Linked DNA regions of Homo sapiens: regions 1 and 3 are each linked to region 2. Evidence: read pairs that join two places in POLR2A ChIA-PET (ENCODE). Cell type or tissue: PC-3. All regions are shown on one strand. Each heading gives the region's core, and the rest is flanking DNA. Links, peaks and the distances in the headings are about the cores only.

Evidence for each region. Peaks named below come from ENCODE experiments on the same cell type or tissue, not always from the same donor. Only the 100,000 strongest peaks of a DNase experiment are listed, where the experiment ranks them.
Region 1: POLR2A ChIA-PET joins it to region 2 with 18 read pairs; 2 of 35 experiments call an interaction of 5 or more read pairs at or near these places.
Region 3: POLR2A ChIA-PET joins it to region 2 with 11 read pairs; 8 of 35 experiments call an interaction of 5 or more read pairs at or near these places.

What each region holds. Positions count from the first base shown.
Region 1 is chr19:18,371,117-18,377,724 of GRCh38, reverse strand. No RefSeq gene overlaps it. Among named protein-coding and RNA genes, the nearest start is that of GDF15, 12 kb to the left of the region's middle. RefSeq lists a silencer at 1,998-2,225 and enhancers at 3,643-3,862, 3,592-3,886, 3,074-4,273. In PC-3, for the core only: no CTCF peak of the experiment used is centred there; a DNase peak (open chromatin) is centred at 3,184; H3K27ac peaks cover 3,206 bases.
Region 2 is chr19:17,504,334-17,511,443 of GRCh38, reverse strand. It overlaps SLC27A1 (solute carrier family 27 member 1), which reads right to left. Exons shown (of 12, transcript NM_198580.3): 12 at 5,276-6,989. The coding sequence ends at 6,832. PGLS-DT (PGLS divergent transcript) reads left to right here. Exons shown (of 3, transcript NR_147835.1): 1 at 1-101. Among named protein-coding and RNA genes, the nearest start is that of PGLS, 3.8 kb to the left of the region's middle. RefSeq lists enhancers at 1-67, 1-291, 292-949, 2,755-3,954. In PC-3, for the core only: no CTCF peak of the experiment used is centred there; a DNase peak (open chromatin) is centred at 3,413; H3K4me3 peaks cover 669 bases; H3K27ac peaks cover 1,475 bases.
Region 3 is chr19:17,447,391-17,454,500 of GRCh38, reverse strand. It overlaps TMEM221 (transmembrane protein 221), which reads left to right and starts at 5,833. Exons shown (of 3, transcript NM_001190844.2): 1 at 5,833-6,358. The coding sequence starts at 6,039. RefSeq lists a silencer at 5,700-5,819. In PC-3, for the core only: a CTCF peak has its summit at 5,776 (motif pointing right); a DNase peak (open chromatin) is centred at 3,990; H3K4me3 peaks cover 1,032 bases; H3K27ac peaks cover 1,805 bases.

The DNA.
Region 1 (6,608 bases), core at 592-5,591, 870 kb before region 2:
TTTTTGTGAGATGGAGATTTACTCTTGTTGCCCAGGCTGGAGTGCAATGGCGCCATCTCGACTCACTGCAGTCTCCACCTCCTGGGTTCAAACGATTCTCCTGCCTTAGCCTCCCGAGTAGCTGGGATTACAGGCATGCACCACCATGCCCAGCTAATTTTTGAATTTTTAGTAGAGACGGGGGTTTCACCGTGTTGCCCAGGCTGATCTCGAACTCCGGACCTCAGGTGATCCACCCGCCTCGGCCTCCCAAAGTGCTGGGATTACAGGCGTGAGCCACTTCACCCAGCCAGTGCCTTGCTAATTTTTAAAAAAATTTGTAAAGATGGGATCTCGCTATGTTGCCCAGGCTGGTCTTCAAATCCTAACCTCCAGCGATCCTGTCACCTCGGCTTCCCAAAGTGCTGGGATTACAGGCATGAGCCTCTGCACCTGGCCTAATTTCTGCCTTTATAGATTTACCTATTCGGAACATTTCACAGAAATGGAATCTTACAATATTTGTACTGTAGTTTCGCCTTGATGAAGAATGCTGCTGTAAAAGTGGGTGTACACGTTTTTGTTTGAACACCTGTTTTCATTTCACTTGGCTCTCTACTGAGGAGTGGAATTACTGGGTCACAGAGTAACCCTGTATTGAACTTAATGGGGAACTGCCAAACCTTTTCCTCTCAGTTTTATTTGTCATTGTGAAATCTTTCAGGCACACACAAAAGTATTAATAATAAAATCACAAACACCCCTATCCAGCACCCACCTAAAGAAAAATCATTCCCAAGAGAGTTGAAGTGGTCCCCGTAGTCCAAGGCAGGTTCTCCCCAATCTCAAGGAAGTCTTTGTCTGTAATTAGAACTTGATCATGACCACGCATGTTTTAATTTCATATATATATTTGGGGAACAGGTTTATTTATTTATTTATTTATTTTATTTATTTTATTTTTTTTTTGAGACAGGGTCTCGCTCTGTCGCCCAGGCTGGAGTGCCGTGGCACGATCTCAGCTCACTGCAAGCTCCGCCTCCCGGGTTCACGCCATTCTCCTGCCTCAGCCTCCCGAGTAGCTGGGACTACAGGTGCCCGCCACCATGCCCACCTAATTTTTTGTATTTTTAGTAGAGAGGGGGGTTTTGCCGTTTTAGCCAGGATGGTCTCGATCTCCGGACCTCGTGATCCACCTGCCTCGGACTCCCAAAGTGCTGGGATTACAGGCGTGAGCCACCGGGCCCGGCCGGAATACAGTCTTTGCAAAAAAAAAAAAAAAAGCGGTTTGGAAAACTATCTAAACAAAGAGATGGCTACTGCCTTCCATAATTAAAAACAGAAACAAAAATCACAAAACTCTCAGGAAGGTGGAGAATCTGATTTCTGGAGTTACCATAATTTAGAATATTCAAATGCTCGCTTTTCAACAACAAAAACATCACTAGGCATACAGAGAAACAGCAAAGTGTGGCGCATTTTAAGGAACAAAATTAACAGACAGAAACCATCCCTAAGGAAGCCCACACATCAGACTCACTAGACAAATACTTTAAAATAACTGTCTTCGCTGGGCGCGGTGGCTCACGCCTGTAATCCTAGCACTTTGGGAGGCTGAGGCAGGTGGATCCCCTGAGGTCAGGAGCTCAAGACCAGCCTGACCAACATGGAGAAACCCCGTCTCTACTAAAAACACAAAATTAGCCAGGCACGGTGGTACATGCCTGTAATTCCAGCTACTCGGGAGGCTGAGGCAGGAGAATCACTTGAACCCAGAAGGCGGAAGTTGCTGTGAGCCAAGATCACACCATTGCACTCCAGCCTGGGCAACAGAGCGAGATTCCATCTCAAAAACAAAAAATGAAGAAGAAGAAGTTTGACACCAGCCTGGGCAACACGGCGAGACCTCATCTCTACAAAAATAAAAGTAATTAGCCAGGTGTGGTGGCGCATGCCTGTAGTCCCAGCTACTTGGGAGGCTGAGGTGGGAGGATTGCTTGAGCCCAGGAGGTAGAGGCTGCAGTGAGCTATCATTGTACCACTGCACCCCAGCCTGGGTGACAGAGCAAGACCCTGTCTCTAAAAACAAAAACCACAAAGTTTTTGCCAAGGAGCCATACTTTGGAGTATCACATTCTGAGTCCTGACAGCCTCCAGAAGGAACCAGTCCTGCTGTGACACCTTGATTTCGGACTTCTGGCTTCCAGAACTCTGAGAGAAGTCCCTGTTCTTTTAGGACATCAAGTTTGTGGTCAGTATTATGTAAACAATGTCATCTGCTGCCCATTTTTATCTCTGGTGGGTTTTTTTTTTTTTTTTTTTTTGAGACAAGAGTTTCTGTCTGTCACCTAGCCTGGAGTGCAATGGCACGATCTCGGCTCACTGCAACCTCTGCCTCCCGGGTTCAAGTGATTCTCCTGCCTCAGCCTCCCAAGTAGCTGGGACGACAGGCATGCGCCACCACACCTGGCTAATTTTTGTATTTTTAGTAGAGATGGGGTTTCACCATGTTGGCCAGGCTGGTTTCGAACTCCTGACCTCAGGTGATCCATCTGCCTTGGCCTCCCAAAGTGTTGGGATTACAGGCGCGAAGCACCGCACCTGTCCTTTTTTTTTTAGACAGAGTCTCTCACTGTCATCCAGGCCTCGGCCTCCCAAAGTGATGGGATTGCAGGCGTAAGCCACTGCGCCTGGCCCCTGTCCAGCTAATTTTTAAATTTTTTTGTAGAGACCGGGTCTCACCACGTTGCCCAGGCTGGTCTGGAACTCCTGACCTCAAGTGATCCTCCGACGTTGGTCTCCCAAAGTGCTGGGATGACAGGCATCGGCCACCATGCCAGGCCTCTTTTCAATTTCTTGATGGATATATTGACATCCAAAAGTTTGAAATTGTGATTGAGTCTAATTTGTTGTCCCCTCCAAATCCCCAAGTTTTCATCTTGTCCTTGTGGAGGGCAGGTTTTACGTTGCCAGCCAGTTAAGGCCAAGACTCGGTTCTCCTGCCTGCTTCTCCCCAGCCATGACCTTCTGTCCTTTCTGGGCCTCTGGCCTCGGTCAGGTGCCCTTCCCTCCCCCTCTTCCCCCCCGCCCCCACCCCCGTGCTCAGCAGGGAAAGCGGACCGTGGCAGCTGAGTATGAGTCAGCAGGGCTGGGACCATGGGGGGCGGAAGTGGTGGGCTCAGCCTCAGGGACCGGCTGTGCGAGTTCCTGCATAAACTGGCCAGGAAGTGGTCAGCTGAGGCTTCCCCCACGTGCTTGCTGCCCGGAACCCATTGGCCGAGTAACCCTGGGCCTCCCTCTTCACGCTCCACATTAGCAACCCAGTTCACACGCTCGCTCCCATCATAATTCTACTGTCCACAGTGTGTATTTATGAAGCACCTACTGCATGCCAGGCTCTGGCTGAGCTCGGATACACAGCCCTGTGATGGGGGTATGGAGATCTGCTCTGAGTCACAGGGGTAAACTGAGGCTCGGAACAGGGCAGCTCTGTGCCTGAGTTACACAGCACAGCACCTGGGTGACCTAACATCCCAAATCGTCATCCTCAGCTGGCTAAGTCCCTCTCTGTGTCTCCGTGTCCTCACCCTAAACAAAATATCTGGAGAATTTCCACTTTTTCTCTTTGTGTCTCTCTCTCCCTGGCTCTCCCTCCATTTCTGCCTGTCTCTCATCATGTCTATCTCTGCCTGTCTCTGCCTCCCCACGCCCTTATCAGCACCATACAGGGAAGGGAGAGGTGACAGCCTCACCCACCCCTCCCTGCTTCTAGGGGACTTGGACATGTCCGGGCAGGTCTGAGGCACTCCTGGTAAAAACTGGTGATTGCCTGGAGGCAGGGAGCCAGAACCCGAAAGAGAGGGTGGGAAGGTGGAAGACGTGTGGGGGGACTCAGTTGGGATTTCTGGTGCTGTACTTTGCCCCCTTACCCCCACCCCAGGCTGTCATCACACTGAGGATGTCTTGAGACCACTGCAGCATCTTTCCCAAACCTTGGATTTTGAGGGATGCATAGGAATCCTCCAAGCATCGATAAGGGCTTTGGGGAGGGTGGTTCTGGGAAGAGGAAGTAGGGGATATTGAGACTGCTGGGGGTCAGCAGAAACAAGGGAATGGGGTTCAAATGCCCAGTACAGAAATCCTATTTCCTGTAGGCGAAAGGGAGCCACAGAGGGTGTGAGAGGCTCAGCAGTTGGAATGGAGTGGAAGGGCAAGAATGGAGGCCAAGATCCTCATCTTTTCATTTTTATTTTATTTTTTTAGATACAGGGTCTCACTCTGTCACCCAGGCTGGAGTACAGTGGCACGATCTCAGCTCACTGCAACTTCTGCTTCCCAGTTTCAAGGGATTCTCCTGCCTCAGCCTCCTGAGTAGCTGGGATTACAGATGTGTACCACCATGCCTGGCTAATTTTTGTATTTTTAGTAGAGATGGGGTTTCACCTTGTTGGCCAGGCTGGTCTCAAACTCCTGACTTCAGGTGATCTGCCCACCTTGGTCTCCCAAAGTGCTGGGATTACAGGTGTGAGCCACTGTGCCCAGTCCACAGCTACTTTATAAGATTTATTTTTACTTTTGTAGAGATAGAATCTTGCTATGTTGCCCAGGCTGGTCTGGAACTCCTGTGCTCAAGTGATCCGCCTGCCTCGGCCTCCCAAAGCACTGGGATTGCAGGTGTGAGACAACGCACCGGGCCGACCTGCTCCTTTGAGTAAGGCTGGGAGCACCCAGGCGAGGGCGGAGGGGGCCTCTAGGGGATGGAGCCTCTTGCAGCCTCTCAGCCATATCCTGGGATGATCCTTGGACCCTTTAACTGCCTGTGCAGCCCTCATCCCAAGGGGGGACCTCCAGGCTGTACTCCCAGCTGCCTGATCCTTGCTGTGTCCCCAGTCCAGGGCTCAGCCCACAGTGGACACTTCCTGAATGACTGGGACAGCCACGGGGTGAGGGGCCTCCTTAGGTGGGGACCCCAGACTGCAGGAGGAGCCTGGTGATTCCAGCATCTTTCACTCCTGGGAGGAGGCATTGGTGCCTTGCTGAGCCCCTGGCTGGCCTCAGGAGTGGACCCACAGCACTCACCTCTCCTCCCAGCAGTTTATTGCTTCCCTACTGTGTCCCTGGCACTGTGCTGGGCACAGAAGACACAGAGGGGGCCCCACACATACCCATCCACCCTCTCACAGAGGCTGTCAATTACCACCCAGAGTGCTACAATGGGGACACCCAGGCAGCTGTAGGAGTCAGAGGAGATGCCTAGGTAGCCAGGAGGGCTTCCTGGAAGAGGAGGTGATGGTAACTGTATTTATTTTGTGGGGTTTTTTTTTTTTTGAGACGGAGTCTCATTCTATCACCCAGACTGGAGTGCAGTGGCGCGATCTCAGTTCACTGCAACCTCAGCCTCCCTGGTTCAAGCGACTCTCCTGCCTCAGCCTCCCGAGTAGCTGGGATTACAGGTGTTTACCACCATGGCTGGCTAATTTTTGGATTTTTAGTAGACATGGGGTTTCTCCATGTTGGCCAGGCTGGTCTCAAACTCCTGACCTCAAATGATCCATCTGCCTTTGCCTCCCAAAGTGCTGGGATTACAGGCATGAGCCACCGCACCCGACCGGGTTTTTGTTTTTGAGATGGGGTCTCACTCTGTCACTCAGGCTGGAGTGCAGTGGCACGATCACCACTCACTGCAGCCTTGACCTCCCCAGGCTCAGGTGATCCTCCCACCTCAGCCTCTTGAGTAGCTGGGACTACAGGTGTGCGCCACTGCACCTGTCTAATTTTTGTATTTTTTGTAGAGATGGGGGGGGGGGGTCTCACCATGTTGCCCAGGCTGGTCTCGAACTCCTGACCTCAAGTGATCCACCCGCCTTGGCCTCCCAAAGTGCTGGGATTATAAGCGAGAGCCCACACCCTGATCATTGTATTTACTGAGCAATGACAGGGCACCAGGCTCCAAGTTAAGGGCTGTAAAAGCAGAATCTCATTGAATTGCCACAAAAGCCCCACGAGAAATGGGTAAACTAAGGCTCAAGACAGCAAAGGGACGGGTATGGTGGCTCATGCCTGGAATTCCAGAGCTTTGGGAGGCCGAGGCAGGTAGAGAACTTAAGCCCAGGAGTTTGAGACCAGCCTGGGCAATATGGCAAGACCCTGTCTCTACATTAAATAACAATAATAAGAGTCGACCCTATGGGAAAGACCACCCAGATATGAATACCTCCACTGGGGGTGCAAGAACCCTCAGTCCTCTGTGAGTCCAAGAAGTTCCCCCAACCCACGGGGTCCACTTGCTCCAGGACATCTTCCTAACTGTTGTCCAAGTCCCTTTGGTGTCAAAAGTTTATTCTCAGAGAGCCAGAGACCAGGGTGTCTTCATTCCTGCTGAGGACAGGCGTAGGGAATGAACATGTCCATTTGTGTTCTTCAAGGCCCTCCGCTCCAGAGAAGCCCGCCTGGGTTCACATTCCCACCCCTACTCTCCCTGGCCGTGACATAGGGGACAAGGGGCTTCAACTGGTGGAAACTCAGTTTCCCTGTCTGTAAAGGTGGCAATGGCATGGCATCCCCTGTCAGAATGATGGGGATTTTTTGTTTTTTTTGAAGTGGAGTCTTGTTTGCTCTGTCGCCCAGGC
Region 2 (7,110 bases), core at 1,324-6,323:
AATGCTCAACCTTGCTGTATCAGGGAGGGCCGGAGAGGGGAGCTCAAGAAGAGGACGTCCTATCGAGGTGGCAGGGATTTTCTGAAGGAGGGCGTATTTTGGTGAGTTTTAAAATTCCTGCACCGCCGGGCGCGGTGGCTGACGCCTGTAATCCCAACACTTTGGGAGGCCGAGGCGGGCGGATCACGAGGTCAGGAGATCGAGACCATCCTGGCTAACACGGTGAAACCCCGTCTCTACTGAAAACACAAAAAATTAACCGGGCGTAGTGGCGGGCGCCTGTAGTCCCAGCTACTCGGGAGGCTGAGGCAGGAGAATCGCTTGAACCGGGGTGGCGGAGGTTGCAGTGAGCCGAGATCGTGCCACTGCACCCCAGCTTGGGCGACAGAGCGAGGCTCCATCTCAAAAAAAAGTAGGGGATGAAAATATGCTTGTTGAATTTTTTTTTTTTTTTTTTTTACATTTTCCGGACGGACGGGCTCTTGCTATATGGTCTAGGCTGATCTTGAACCCCTGGGCTCAAGCGATCTTCCTGCCTCGGCCTCCCAAAGTGGTAGCATTCAGGCGAAAGCCACTGCGCCTGGCCATGCTTGTTGAATTTTTTAAGCTAACCCTCCTAGTGTGGTGGTGTGTCCCTCTGAGTGCCCAGAAAGGCCTCCAATCGAGTTCTTGCCTGGACAGAGGGCTGGAAGGGGAAGAAGGCCTGGTGGGCCTGGGGAGGCTGGGCCACTTCTGAGAGTGGGATATTTCAGTGATGTGTGTAAGCGCAGTTCAACTCACACAGGTAGTGGATTTTAAAATCAGTAGCAAATTAAGAAAACAATTCCATTTACCATAGCATCATAAAGTATAAAGTAGGCATAAATTTAATAAAAGAAGTACAAGACTGTACTTCTTGAGAGCTGTAGCTGGGCTTGGTGGCTCACAGCTGTAATCCCAGCACGTTGGGAAGCCAAGGCTGGACCCGGTGGCAGCTGCCTGTGGTCCCAGCTACTTGGGAGGCTGTGGTGGGAGGATCACTTGAGCCCAGGAGACTAAGGCTGCAGTGAGCTGTGTTCCTGCCATTCCACTCCAGCCTGGGCAATAGAGTGAGACCCTGTCTCGAAACAAGCAAAAGAACTAAAACTTTGGTGAAAAAAAAAATTAAAGATGATCTAAATAAATGGTAAGACATTCCACGTTCATGGATTGGAAAGTATAATATTGTTAAGATGGCAGTACTCCACAAATTGGTCTACGGATGCAATGTAATCCCTTTCAAATTTACAATGTTTTTGTTGAAATTGACAAATTGATCCTAAAATTAATAATAAATTGCAAATGGCCCCAAAATAGCCAAAACAATATTGAATAAAATACGAGGACTCATACTTTCTCATTTCAAACAATAAAAAGGTACAATAACCAAAACTGTGGTATTGGCATAAGGATAGACATATAAATAAATGATTGGAACTGATGCAGAAATAAACCTATGCATATATGGTCAACTCATCTTTGGCAACGGTGCCAGGACTATTCAAAAAGAAAGGAGGGCTGGGCGTGGTGGCTCACGCCTGTAATTCCAGCACTTTGAGAGGCCAAGGCAGGTGGATCACCTGAGGTCGGGAGTTTAAGATCAGCCTGACCAACATGGAGAAACCCTGTCTCTACTAAAAATACAAAGCCTTAGCTGGGCGTGGTGGCACATGCCTGTAATCTCAGCTACTCGGGAGTCGGAGGCAGGAGAATGGCTTGAACCCCGGAGGTGGAGGTTGTGGTGAGCTGAGATCACGCCATTGCACTCCAGCCTGGGCAACGAGCAAAACTCTGTCTCAAAAAAAAAAAAAAAAAAAAAGGAATAGGCCAGGCGTGGTGCTTCACGCCTGTAATCCCAACACTTTGGCAGGCCAAGGTAGGCAGATCACCTGAGGTGAGGAGTTCGAGACCGGCCTCTCAAATGAAGTAGAAACCCCATCTCTACTAAAAATACAAAAATTAGCCAGGCGTAGTAGCTCATGCCTGTAATCCCAGCTATTCGGGAGTCTGAGGCAGGAGAATGGCTTGAACCCGGGAGGCAGAGGTTGCAGTGAGCCAAGATCGCGCCACCGCACTCCAGCCTGGGCGACAGAGCAAGACTCCCTCTTAAATAAATAAATAGGCCGGGCGCGGTGCCTCACGCCTGTAATCCCAGCACTTTGAGAGGCCGAGGCGGGTGGATCACGAGGTCAGGAGATCACGACCATCCTGGCTAACACGATGAAACCCTGTCTCTAGTAAAAATACAAATTAGCCAGGTGTGGTTGCAGGCGCCTGTGGTCCCAGCTACTTGGGACGCTGAGGCAGGAGAATGGTGTGAACCTGGGAGAAGGAGCTTGCAGTGAGCCGTGATCTCGCCACTGCACTCCAGCCTGGGCAACAGAGCTAGACTCTGTCTCAAAACAATAAATAAATAAATAAATAAATAAATAAATAAATAAAACCCAAAAAGTCTGTTAATTAATAAGAAAAACTAACAGAGTTCAAGCCTAAGAGTCATTGGGATTATTTTCTGGCCAACTTGGAGGGAACTTCCTAGACACTATTGCAGCTAGAGGCTTTGGAACAAGAAAGTTCACTGGGCCACTGTCTCACCTGGAGCCCCTGGCAATGAGTCCATTCCCCTTCTTGTGCCTCAGTTTCTGCATCTGTACAATGGGGACCATGGTGACACTTCCTGAAGTGGTTGCGAGGTTGGAGAGAGATTAGTCAGAATTCACTTGCCCAGCTGGGTGCCATGGCTCACGCCTGTAATTCCAGCACTTTGAGAGGCCAAGGTGGGTGGATCACCTGAGGTCGGGAGTTTGAGACCAGCCTGGCCAACATGGTGAAACCCTGTCTCTACTAAAAATACAAAAATGAGCTGTGTGTGGTGGCACGTGCCTGCAATCCCAGCTACTGAGGAGGCTGAGGCAGGAGAATTGCTTGAACCCAGGAGGCGGAGGCTGCAGTGAGTCAGATTGTGCCACTGCACTCCAGCCTGGGCGACAGAGCAAGACTCCGTCTCAAAAAAACCAAAAAGCAAAAAACAAAACAAAAAAATTCACTTGCTCATCTGCACACGAGGGTCACCCCCTCAGTGTCCTCTCCCAGCAAATGCTCTGTCACCTCCTGTCCCCTGAGGTAGAGACAACAAACAAGATGCCAACATTATGACACGCGAGGGGGACAGCAGAGGTGAGAGTCAGTTGAGAGTACAGTAGTCCCTGCTTATTCAAAGTTTCTCTTTCTGAGGTTTCCACAGTTCAAACATATTAAATGGAGAATTCCAGAAATAAGCAATTCATAAGTTTCAAATTGCGTGCTGTTCTGAGGAGCATGATGAAATCTCGGACTGCCTTGCTCCATCCCTCTCTGTCCCGCCCAGGGTCATGAATCACCCCTTTGTCCAGCAGATCCATGCTGGAGACACCACTCCCCCCATGCCCACTCATTTGTCACTTAGTAGCCTCCTGGTTATGAGATTGAAAAACCAGTATAAACTGGGCACGGTGACTCACACCTGTAATCCCAGCACTTTGGGAGGCCAAGGCAGGAGGATGGCTTCAGCCCAGGAGTTCAAGACCAGCCTGGGCAATACAGTGGGACCTCATCTCTGCAAACAAATCAAAAAATTAGCTGGGCGTGATGGTGCATATCTGTAGTCTCAGCCACGCAGGAGGCTGATGGAGGATTGCTTGTGTGTGGGAGGTCAAGGCTGCAGTGAGCTATGATCATGCCACTGTACTCTGGCCTGGGCAACAGAATAAGACTTTGTCTTAAAAATAAATAAATTAGGCCACGTGCGGTGGCTCACGCCTGTAATCCCAGCACTTTGGGAGGCCGAGGAGGGCGGATCATGAGGTCAGGAGATTGAGACCATCCTGGCTAACACGGTGAAACCCCATCTCTACTAAAAATACAAAAAAATTAGCCGGGCGTGGTGGCAGGCACCTGTAGTCCCAGCTACTCGGGAGGCTGAGGCAGGAAAATGGCGTGAACCTGGGAGGCAGAGCTTGCAGTGAGCCGAGATCGTGCCACTGCACTCCAGCCTGGGAGACAGCAGGACTCCATCTCAAAAATAAATAAATAATTAAATTAAATTAAAATTAGAAAGGGAGGAAAGGATGAAGGAAAGGAAGGGAGGGAGGGAGGGAGGAAGGGAAAGAAAAAGAAGGAAAGGAAAGAAAGGAAGAAAGAAAAGAAACAAAACATATTTAGGGCTCAGTATTATGGTCAGTTTCAGGCATCCATTTGGGGTCTTGGAACATATCCCCCAGCGATTGGGAGGAATACTGTATAGACTCCTGAGCTTGGAGTCCTGGGTTCGAATCCCAGCTCAGACGGCCACCCCAGCAGGCCTAGCGACTTTCACCCAGAGCTCTCACACCAGCCGGCCTGTACATGGAAGAGGACACTGCCAGGGCAGCCACAGGTGCCAGGACATACCGTGATCTGAGCCATCCTGCAACACCTGCAGGAACCCACAGGCAGGCTGGCCATCCCTCCCCTGCAACCACAAGGTCAACGAGGGCCTGTGAGGCCCAGACACTGCAGGGAGGTGCCTCCCCCTCGGCAGGCCAGCGAGAGGGCCAACCCGAGTGCCCCTGCCCCAAGGTCCCTTTGGTCTTGCAGATGGGGCCACATGGTACAGGGTCCCTTCTTTTTCTTTTCTTTTTTTTTTTTTTTTGAGACAAAGTCTCGCTCTGTCACCCAGGATGGAGTGCAGTGGCACCATCTCGGCTCACTGCAACCTCCACCTCCCGGCGCAAGCAATTCTCCTGCCCCAGCCTCTGGGGTAGCTGGGATTACAGGTGCGCGCACCACCATGCCTGGCTACTTTTTGTATTCCCTCCCTCCCTCCCTCTCCTCTCCTCTCTCGCTCTTTCCCTCCCTCCCTCCCCCTTTCTCTCTTTCTTTCTATTTTGAACCAGAGTCTCGCTCTGCCACCCAGGCTGGAGTGCACTGCAACCTCTGCCTCCTAGGTTCCAGCAATTCTCCTGCCTGAGCCTCCCGAGTAGCTGGAATTAAAGGTGTGAGCCACCATGCCCAGCTAATTATTTTGTTTGTATTTTTAGTAGAGACAGGGTTTCACCATGTTGGCCAGGCTGGTCTCGAACTCCTGGGCTCAAGTGATTCACCCACCTCAGCCTCCCAAAGTGCTGGGATTACAGGCATGAGCCACTATGCCCGGCTGGCCGAGTCCTGCCTTCTGAAACTCAGCAAGGGTTCTGTGCCACATAGGGACACTCAATGAATGGGCTCCCAGCAGGCACCAGACGGTCTTCAGGTTTATTTCTTAAATCAATTAGGAAATAAAACCACAGTGCCCAGGAAAGTTCACATGAGACGCCACGGTGTCTCTTGCCATGGCCCCACCACTCCAGGGGCCAGGGGGTGCTGCTGGAGGGAGGACAGACGGACAGGCGGCCTGGGTGGCCGGCCCCAGAAAGGCTGGCGTGGATGTTCGAGATGAGCCACCAGCGAAGCCAGTAGGGATGTCTGGGCCGTCCTGGTGGGATTGTCTGGGACATCGCCACCAACACGGTGTCAGAGCCATCAGTGGGGACATCGGAGGGGCCACCACCAGGTGGGGTATATTCAACAGGCTAGAACCCCTGAGGCTTGAGAGGCCAACCCCCGGCAGGAGACCTCCCCTGACCCCTCTGCTGCCTCTCCTGTGGGACCCTCCAGTAGACACACCAGATGAGGACACCCAGGAGGCCTCCTCCCAGGACAGGAGGCAGCTGGCTGGGCAGCCACGCAGTGCAGGGTTCAGGGCCCTCCAGCAGGAGCTCCATGGAGATGGCTAAATGGGGACATCAAGGCAGGGGCTGACAGTGGTGACATCCAAGTGGTCACAGTCAATTCCGGAAGCTTTCAGGGCATCAGGAGGGGAAGGTGGGGCTGGGGAAATGTGACAGGAACGGGGAAGTGCAAAAGGCAATTGGCCTAGCCTGGGAGATTTTCCAGTTGGCCTGGGGGACCCCCGGCTCCTCCATTCAGCAGGGAGGGCGGAGGGCCTGCTTGGAAGTCACATGGAGCTGCAGCATCTGGAACCCAACAGCCACAGGAGGCCTGGATCGGGGCTCCGTAAGGCACAGCCGAGAGGGAGGTGGGGAGGCCCCAGTCCGAGTCCAGGGCCCAGGGGAGATGATTCCTGCAGTCCCCAAAAGCAGCTGGACCCTACACAAGATGCAGCTCCCAGGACACGCGTGTTCCACTCTCGGCAGGAGAGGAGAGGAAAAAGGAAAGGCCGGGCCAGAGGCTCACGCCTATAATCCCAGCACTCTGGGAGGCCGAGGCCAGCGGATCACCTGAGGTCAGGAGTTCAAGACCAACCTGACCAACATGGTGAAACCCCGTCTCTACTAAAAATATAAAAATTAGCTGGACGTGGTGGCGGGTGCCTGTAATCCCAGCTACTCAGGAGGCTGAGGTGGGAGGATCACTTGAACCCCAGGAGGCAGAGGTTGCAGTGAGCCGAGATCCCACCACTGCACTCTAGCCCGGGCAGCAGAGTGAGACTCTATCTTAAAAAAAAAAGAAAGAAAGAAAGAAAAGAAAAAGAGGGAAGAGTTAAGGCCAGACAGGGACAGGGATGGAAGGAGACAGAGGCTGAAAAGCAGGGAGAGGAGGCAGACACAGGGGCACCAAGGCAGCAGAGAGGCACGGGTTCCTCTGAGGTTCCAGTTTCTCAGTCCAGGATGGGCCGTGCCAGGTACAGCTCGGCCAGGTGGGTGTGTACTAGGCGGCCACCCCTGGGCAGCGCTGTCTGGCTCAAGCTGGCCTCTCCCACCAGGCCCAGAGTTTGTGGCCAGTAGAGGAACAGCTTCAGAGGGCGAAGGCGCCCGAGCAGATGCGAGTGTAGACTGCCTCATTTAAGGGCAGGTAGTGGCCCTGCTTCAGGTCCAGGAAGAAGAGCCGGTCTGAGGTCTGGCGTGGGTCAAAGCCCTCTCGCTGCAGCCTCGTCTTCTGGATCTTGAAGGTGCCTATAGTGGGGATGGGGGGCAGATAAGGGCTGAGCAGGTGGCTTCTGGGAGGCCTCAACTCAATATCCTCTCCTGCACCTCTGGACCTTCCCACAGGCTGTCCCCTGGGCAGGAATGTTCT
Region 3 (7,110 bases), core at 1,008-6,007, 57 kb after region 2:
GGATCTGTTCTGGTCTTCCAGGTGCGCATCTGAGCCTCCCTGGCCAGGAGATAAAGTAGGGAGAGCTTTTCAAGGATCTCTATAAATATTTCTGAGACCTGGCTGAGGGGGAGTAATTAATGGCTCCAAAAATGAGAAAATCTAAACTAAAATAGAACAAACGTGCTGAAAACGCCAAGCCCATCCTACATTAAATGAGTTGCCCCCCCCCTTTTTTTTTTTTTGAGACGGAGTTTGGCTCTTGTTGCCCAGGCTGGAGTGCAATGGCACGATCTCGGCTCACCGCAACCTCTGCCTCCCGGGTTGAAGCGATTCTCCTGCCTCAGCCTCCCAAGTAGCTGGGATTACAGGCATACCACCACACCTGACTAATTTTTGTATTTTTAGTAGAGACGGAGTTTCTTCATGTTGGTCAGGCTGGTCTCGAACTCCCGATCTCAGGTGATCTGCCTGCCTCGGCCTCCCAAAGTGCTGGGATTACAGGCGTGAGCCATCGCGTCCGGCCGAGTTGCCCACATATTTCATGCGCAAAATCACAACAATCCTTTAACAACAGATTTATATGTTACACGGATGCATTTCAATATTTGATACCACGTGGGCTGGGGGTCCCGGGCTGCCAGCAGGAGCCAAGAGTCTCCCAGGTCTCCCTCTGTTGCTCGTGGACTGGGGCATTACCAGGGAACACGGCAGAATACAGAAATCAAAAACTCCGATCTAGAACCATCTCCTGGCTTTGTGACCGTGAGATCAACTCCCTTCTCTAAACACTAATCCCTTCCTCTGAAAAATTAGAATTAAAGCCAGGTTCTCCCAGGCAGGTCAGTGAAGAAGGAGGAGCAGGTGCTCACTCGGCTCACGAACTGCTTGGTTGGCCTCTGGCGCCCCCTCGCGGCAGGACGAGATGGCACACTTTCGGGGCAGGGCCTAGCATTCAAATGAGATGCAAATCACTCCTCTCGTGCCCAGTCTCCGGAAAAGGTTTCCTAGGAGTCCACGCGTGTCCATGGAAACTAGCAAGCGTGACTGCGGTGCACGGGAATCTGGCTGACAGGAAGAAGGAGGCTGGGGGCCTGGGAGGCCAGAGGGTCCTGAATACTGGATGACCACCTGATTTCATGCTCACCTCGACTTCCAACCTCCAGGTTGGAAAATTGACCCAGCTCAGGACCCTGGTGCTGCCTGATGCTTCATGTTCCAGCAGCCCTCTCTGGACTGCTGTGGCGCATCTGTGAAATGGGTGCATTGAGTCTGGGCGTGGTGGCTCACTCCTGTAATCCCAACACTTTGGGAGGCCGAGGCAAGTGGATCACCTGAGGTCAGGAGTTCAAGACCAGCCTGGCCACTGTCACAAAACCCCGTCTCTACTAAAAAAAAAAAAAAAATATATATATATATATATATATATATAAATTAGCTGGCGTGGTGGCACGCACCTGTAGTCCCAGCTACTCAGGAGGCTGAGGCATGAGAATCACTTGAACCTGGGAGGCGGAGGTTGCAGTCTGCCAAGATTGCACCCCTGCACTCCAGCCTGGGCGACACAGGGAGACTCTGTCTCAAAAAAATAAAAATCACTTAAATTATCTGTAAATCATACCAGGTTGCCCTTTTCCAACAAATCACAGGCGATGTAACCTGTCAACATTGTTACTATTATTCCAGCCAACATGCAGTGACCAGCCATCCGTATCTGGGCAGTGAGGTTGAGGGAGTCCACTCTCTGTCCCTGTCAGGCTGTGTGCCTTGGACTGTATGGTGGAACTCTCCAAGCCTCACCCCCCATCCCCACCTCCCCACTCCCCACCTGTCTGAGCTGGAATGAGAAGGGCAGCTTAGCAAAAGGCCAAGGTAGATGAGCTCACCATCTACCAAGAGCAGTGTGGGGCCTGCTTGCAGGGTTAACTTTCCAAGTTGAAGCCAGACACCCCCAAACTAGAGAATCACCCCACATACAAACAGCAGGACCAGACCTTGGTATCTGTGTTCCCCCAACCCCAACAAATAATGGCAAAACCTAAGCCAGCACTGCAATGAATGTTGGCCATTTAGGTAAGTGTCCCCTTATTGTGGGGTTTCATGTATGTTTCCACCTCCCCCACCAGGCTGTGAGCACCAGAAGGGAGAGCTGGGCCTGTCTTGGTCACCCCTGGGTCCTCAGAGCCCAGCACGTAGATGGGCTCTCCACTGATGTTCGTCGAATGAATACATGAAAATATCTTGTATCTCTGTATTCCCACCACCCAGAGCAAACTGTAGCCCTGATCCAAATGAATTGCTGAGCCCTCAACGTGAGACTTTTCCTTACCTGGAAAACATGGAAAATTCACCCTAACACTGATGATGATGAAAGAATGAGTGTTGGGCTGAGGCCTGATGAATGAGTGAATGAATCAATCAATCGATCAATCAATTGAAAGAAGGAACAGGTTCTTGCTACATATGAAGAGGCCCAGAGAGGTTAAGGGATGTGCCCAAAGTCACACAGCAAAGAAGGAGGCCACCTGGAAGTGAAGGGTCACCCTCACCCCATACTCTTCCTTGGGGCCATTTTACCTACGAGGCTGAGGGCACAGGGCCCACAAACTCTTTTCAAGGGGCCCCAAAATTTTCAAACCTGAAAAAAAAACTTGATTCCAGTCCAGGCGCAGTGGCTCATGCCTGTAATCCCAGCACTTTGGGAGGCCCAGTGGGTGGATCAGTTGAGCTTAAGAGTTCCAGATGAGCCTGGACAACATAGTAAGACCCCATCGCTACAAAAAAATTAATTAATTAATTTAAAATAGAGAAAGGATTTGAATAGACATTTCTCCAAAGAAGATATATGAACAGCCAAAAAGCCCATGAAAAGATGCTTAACATCATTAGTTATTAGGGAAATGCAAATAAAAACCACAATGAGATATTACTTTATAAGCATCAGAATGACTATTATCAGGGAGGAGGAGGCTGGGTGTGGTGGCTCACTCTGTAATCCCCCAGCACTTCAGGAGGCTGAGGTGAGAGGATCACTTGGGCATAAGAAGTTTGAGACAAGACCAACATAGCAAGACCCCATCTCTACAAAAAAATTTTAAAAACTGGCTGGGTATGGTGGCTCACACCTGTAATTCCAACACTCTGGGAGGCCGAGGTGGGAGGATCACTTGAGGCAGGAGTTTGAGACCAGCCTGGCCAACATGGTGAAACCCTGTTTCTACTAAAAATACAAAAATTAGCTGAGTGTGGTGGTAGGCACCTGTAATCCTGCTACTTGGGAAGCTGAGGTGCAAGAATCGCTTGAACCCGGGAGGTGGAGGTTGCAGTGAGCCGAGATCTCACCACTGCACTCCAGTCTGGGCAACAGAGTGAGAGTTCATCTCAAAAAAAAAAAAAAAAAAAAAGGCTATTATGAGGAAGGAGGAGGCTGGGTGTGGTGGCTCACTCCTGTAATCCCAGCATTTAGGGGGACTGAGGTGAGAGAATCACTTGGGTATAAAGAGTTTGAGACCAGACCAACATAACAAGACCCCATCTCTATGAAAAAAAAAAAAAAACTTAAAAATTAGCCAGGCATGCTGATGCTTGCCTGTGGTCCCAGCTACTTGGGGAGAGGCTGAGGCAGAAAGATCACTTGAGCAGGAGGTCAAGGCTGTAATGAGCTATGATCACACCACTGCAATCCAGCCTGGGTGACAGAGCAAGGCCCTGATAAAAAAAAAAAGAAGAAGGAGGAGGAGGAGACGAGGAGGAGGAAGAAAGGAGGAGGAGGAGAAGGAAGGGAGGAGGAGGAGGAGAAGGAAGAGGAGGAGGAGGAGGGCAGGAGGAAACACGTGTTGGGGAGGATGTGCAGAAAATTATTTTTAAAAACCTCAGACATTGCTGGTGGAAATGGAAAACGGTGCAGCTGCTGTGGAAAAGTTTGAGGGTTCCACAAAGAGTTAAAATAGAGTAACTATGTGACTCAGCAACTCCACTCCTAGGAGTCCACGCCCCACAAGAATTGACAGCAGTGACTCAAGAAGATACCTGTGCACACATGTTTATAGCAGCATTAGTCACCTTCACCAAAAGGAACCAACAACACAAATACCCATCAATGGATGAACGGATGAACACAATGTGTTCCAGACACGCTATGGAATATTACGCAGCCATAAAAAGGAATGAGGCACTGATCCATGCTACAACCTCGATGAACCTTGAGTACATCATGCAGAGTGAGAGAAGCCAGAATGCCACCTCTTGTATGACTCCATTGATATGAAGTGTCCAGAACAGGCAAATCGACAGAGACAAGAAGTAGATTAATGGTTGTGAGCCACTTGAGGAGGGGGAATGGGGAGTGGCTGGTAATGGGGATGGGGTCTCCTTTTGGGGGGATGAAAATCTTCTGGAGCTAGACAGAGGTAATGATTGTACAACACTAAATGCCACTGAATAAAATGATTAATTTTATGTTATGTAAGTTTCATCTCGATTTTTTTAAAGTGCTGTGCGAATAATTTGGGGGACCAGTTGGGGAAGGGATCCAGGATTCTCCCTAGCCTCCTAGAGGAAGCAACGGTTACCCAAAGGCTTGAAGGAAGTAAGCAGAGGGGAAATCACAGCCAATGACAGAGTCCCTGGGTTGAGATCAAATGAAAAGTGAATTTTTAAATTTTGTTATTTCTTTTTTGAGACACAGCCTCGCTCTGTCACTCAGGCTGGAGTGCAGTGGCGTGATCTCAGTTCACTGCAGCCTCGACCTCCTGGGCTCAAGCGATCCTCCTGTCTCAGTCCCGAAAGTAGCTGGGTCCACAGGCGTGCACCACCACACCAGGCTGACTTCCTTATTTTTTGTAGAGATGGGGTCTGGCTATGTTGCCCAGGCTGGTCTCAAACTCCTGGGCTTAAGCCATCCTCCTGCCTCAGCCTCCCAAAGTGCTGGGATTACAGTTGTGAACCACCTCACCCAGCCCTTTCTCTCTCTCTCTCTTTTTTTTTTTTTTTTTTTTTGATGGAGTCTTACTCTGTCAGCCAGGCTGGAGTGTGCAGTGGTGCAATCTCGGCTCACTGCAACCTCCGCCTCCCTGATTCAAGCATTCCTCCAACCTCAGCCTCCCGAGTAGCTAGGATTACAGGCCATGCACCACTACGCCGGGCTAATTTTTTTTTTTTTTTTTTTTTTTAGTAGAGACGGGGGTTTCACCATGTTGGCCAGGCTGGTCTTGAACTCCTGACCTCAAGTGATCCGCCCACCTCGGACTCCTAAAGTGCTGAGATTACAAGCGAGAGCCACCGCGCCCGGCCTCCTTTCTCTTTATTTTTTATTTTTTAATTAATTAATTAATTAATTTTGAGACGGAGTCTCGCTCTGTCGCCCAGGCTGCAGTGCAATGGCGTAATCTCAGCTCACTGAAACCTCCGCCTCCTGGGTTCAAGCAATTCTCCTGCATCAGCCTCCCGAGTAGCTGGGATTACAGGCTCCGGCCACCACGCCCGGCTAATTTTTGTATTTTTAGTAGAGACGGGGTTTCACCATATTGGCCAGGCTGGTCTGGAACTCTTGACCTTGTGATCCGCCCGCCTCGGCCTCCCAAGGTGCTGGGATTACAGGCGAGAGCCACCGCCCCCGGCCTCCTTTTTCTTGTTTTAAACCACAATACAATCGATGCTTAGGGCGGCAGGGGGCGGGGTGGTGCCCTTTTCTGAACTTAGCGAGCTGTGGGGTTCCCGCGATCCAGTCCCTAGTGGGGCCTCCCCGCCCTGCGCCCGGTGCCAGGCCCCGCCCCGCCAGGCCCAGCGGACCAAGAGGGGGCGCCCGCGGGGCCCCGGGAGGGAGGAGAAAAGACTTTGTCCCAAGTTTTCGCGGAGATTCGGCGTCCCGGCTGCGACCAGCACCCCGGAGCCCCCGTCCGTCTGGCGACCCCCAGCCCAGTCCCCGAACTTTCAGACACTCCCTGCGGCCCCGCCCCCTCGGGGACCCCCTGAGGACCCTCGGATTCCCCCCAACTCCCCTGCCCTCTAAAACCACTTCAATTCCTCAACTCTTCCCCCGGCCCGCAGGAACCCCCGCCATGGCCCGTTCTTACGGCGGCCGGGTGCTGGCTGCAATGACCCTGCTGGGCATCGCGGCGGCCGTGCTGGCGGCGCTGGGCGCGCAGCTGCTGTTTCAGCTGCAGGCGGGCCGCGCCGAGCTGCGGGGGCTGCGCGCCGAGGGGCTGGGCCAGGAGCTGGGCGCCGGCCCCGGGCTGCCAGAGGACGCGGCCGGGACGCTGCTGCCGCTGGCCGCCGCGCTGGCCGCGCTGGTGCTCGTGCTGGGGTTCACCTGCTTGCTGCTCGCCGCGCTCTGTGGCCACCTGGGCGCCGAGCTGGCGCGGGGGCCTGGCCCCAGGAGGTAGGAGGACTGGCCTCACCGCCTCGGAGGCCCGGCTGGGGGCTGGGTGAGCCTGGTTGAGCCTCTTCCCCTCTTTTGGCCTCAGGCTGGGGGGACAGCTTCCCTCCCCACTTCCCTCTCCCCACCACTCCATGTCTCTCTGCCTCCCTCCTTTCCTCTCCTCCTCCCTCCTTCCCTCCCTCCATTCTATATTTGTTCAATTTTGCAGCAGGTGCAACCACTGCTGTGTCTCGCATTTTGCAGATGAGGAAACTGAGGCTCAAAGAGGGTCCAGGATCAGCTTGCCTGGATCTCAAACAGGGGAGGCTGAGCTCTCAGGCTGTCTGGCTTGGAAGTGGGTGGGAGGCGGGACAGTGCTGGACTTGAACTTGGTTCTGGGTAGAGCCAGCCAGAGCCTGTGTCCTGGTCTGAAATTGAGTTCCTTCCTCAGGGACCTGAACTCAGTCAGGGATGTGGTCATTGAGGGACCCCTATCAGGGGCAGTGGTTGTGGAAGGAGGAACCCTCCTTGAGCTGAGGACTCCGCTGTCCCACATGGTAGTGTTTCTCTCCAGAATGTCGGGGGAGAGGAGCCCAAATTCTAGTCCAGAATTCTGTGAAATTGAGCAGATGAGAACTCCCACCATTGAGGTAGATCCTATCCAGACCATGCACCTTCCACCCAAGGGACAATGAAATGCATGGGTCCCACGGGTCAGCAAACATCTGTTGGGTGCCTGCCTGCAGGGGAATGGATCTGGCTCAGGGCATCAG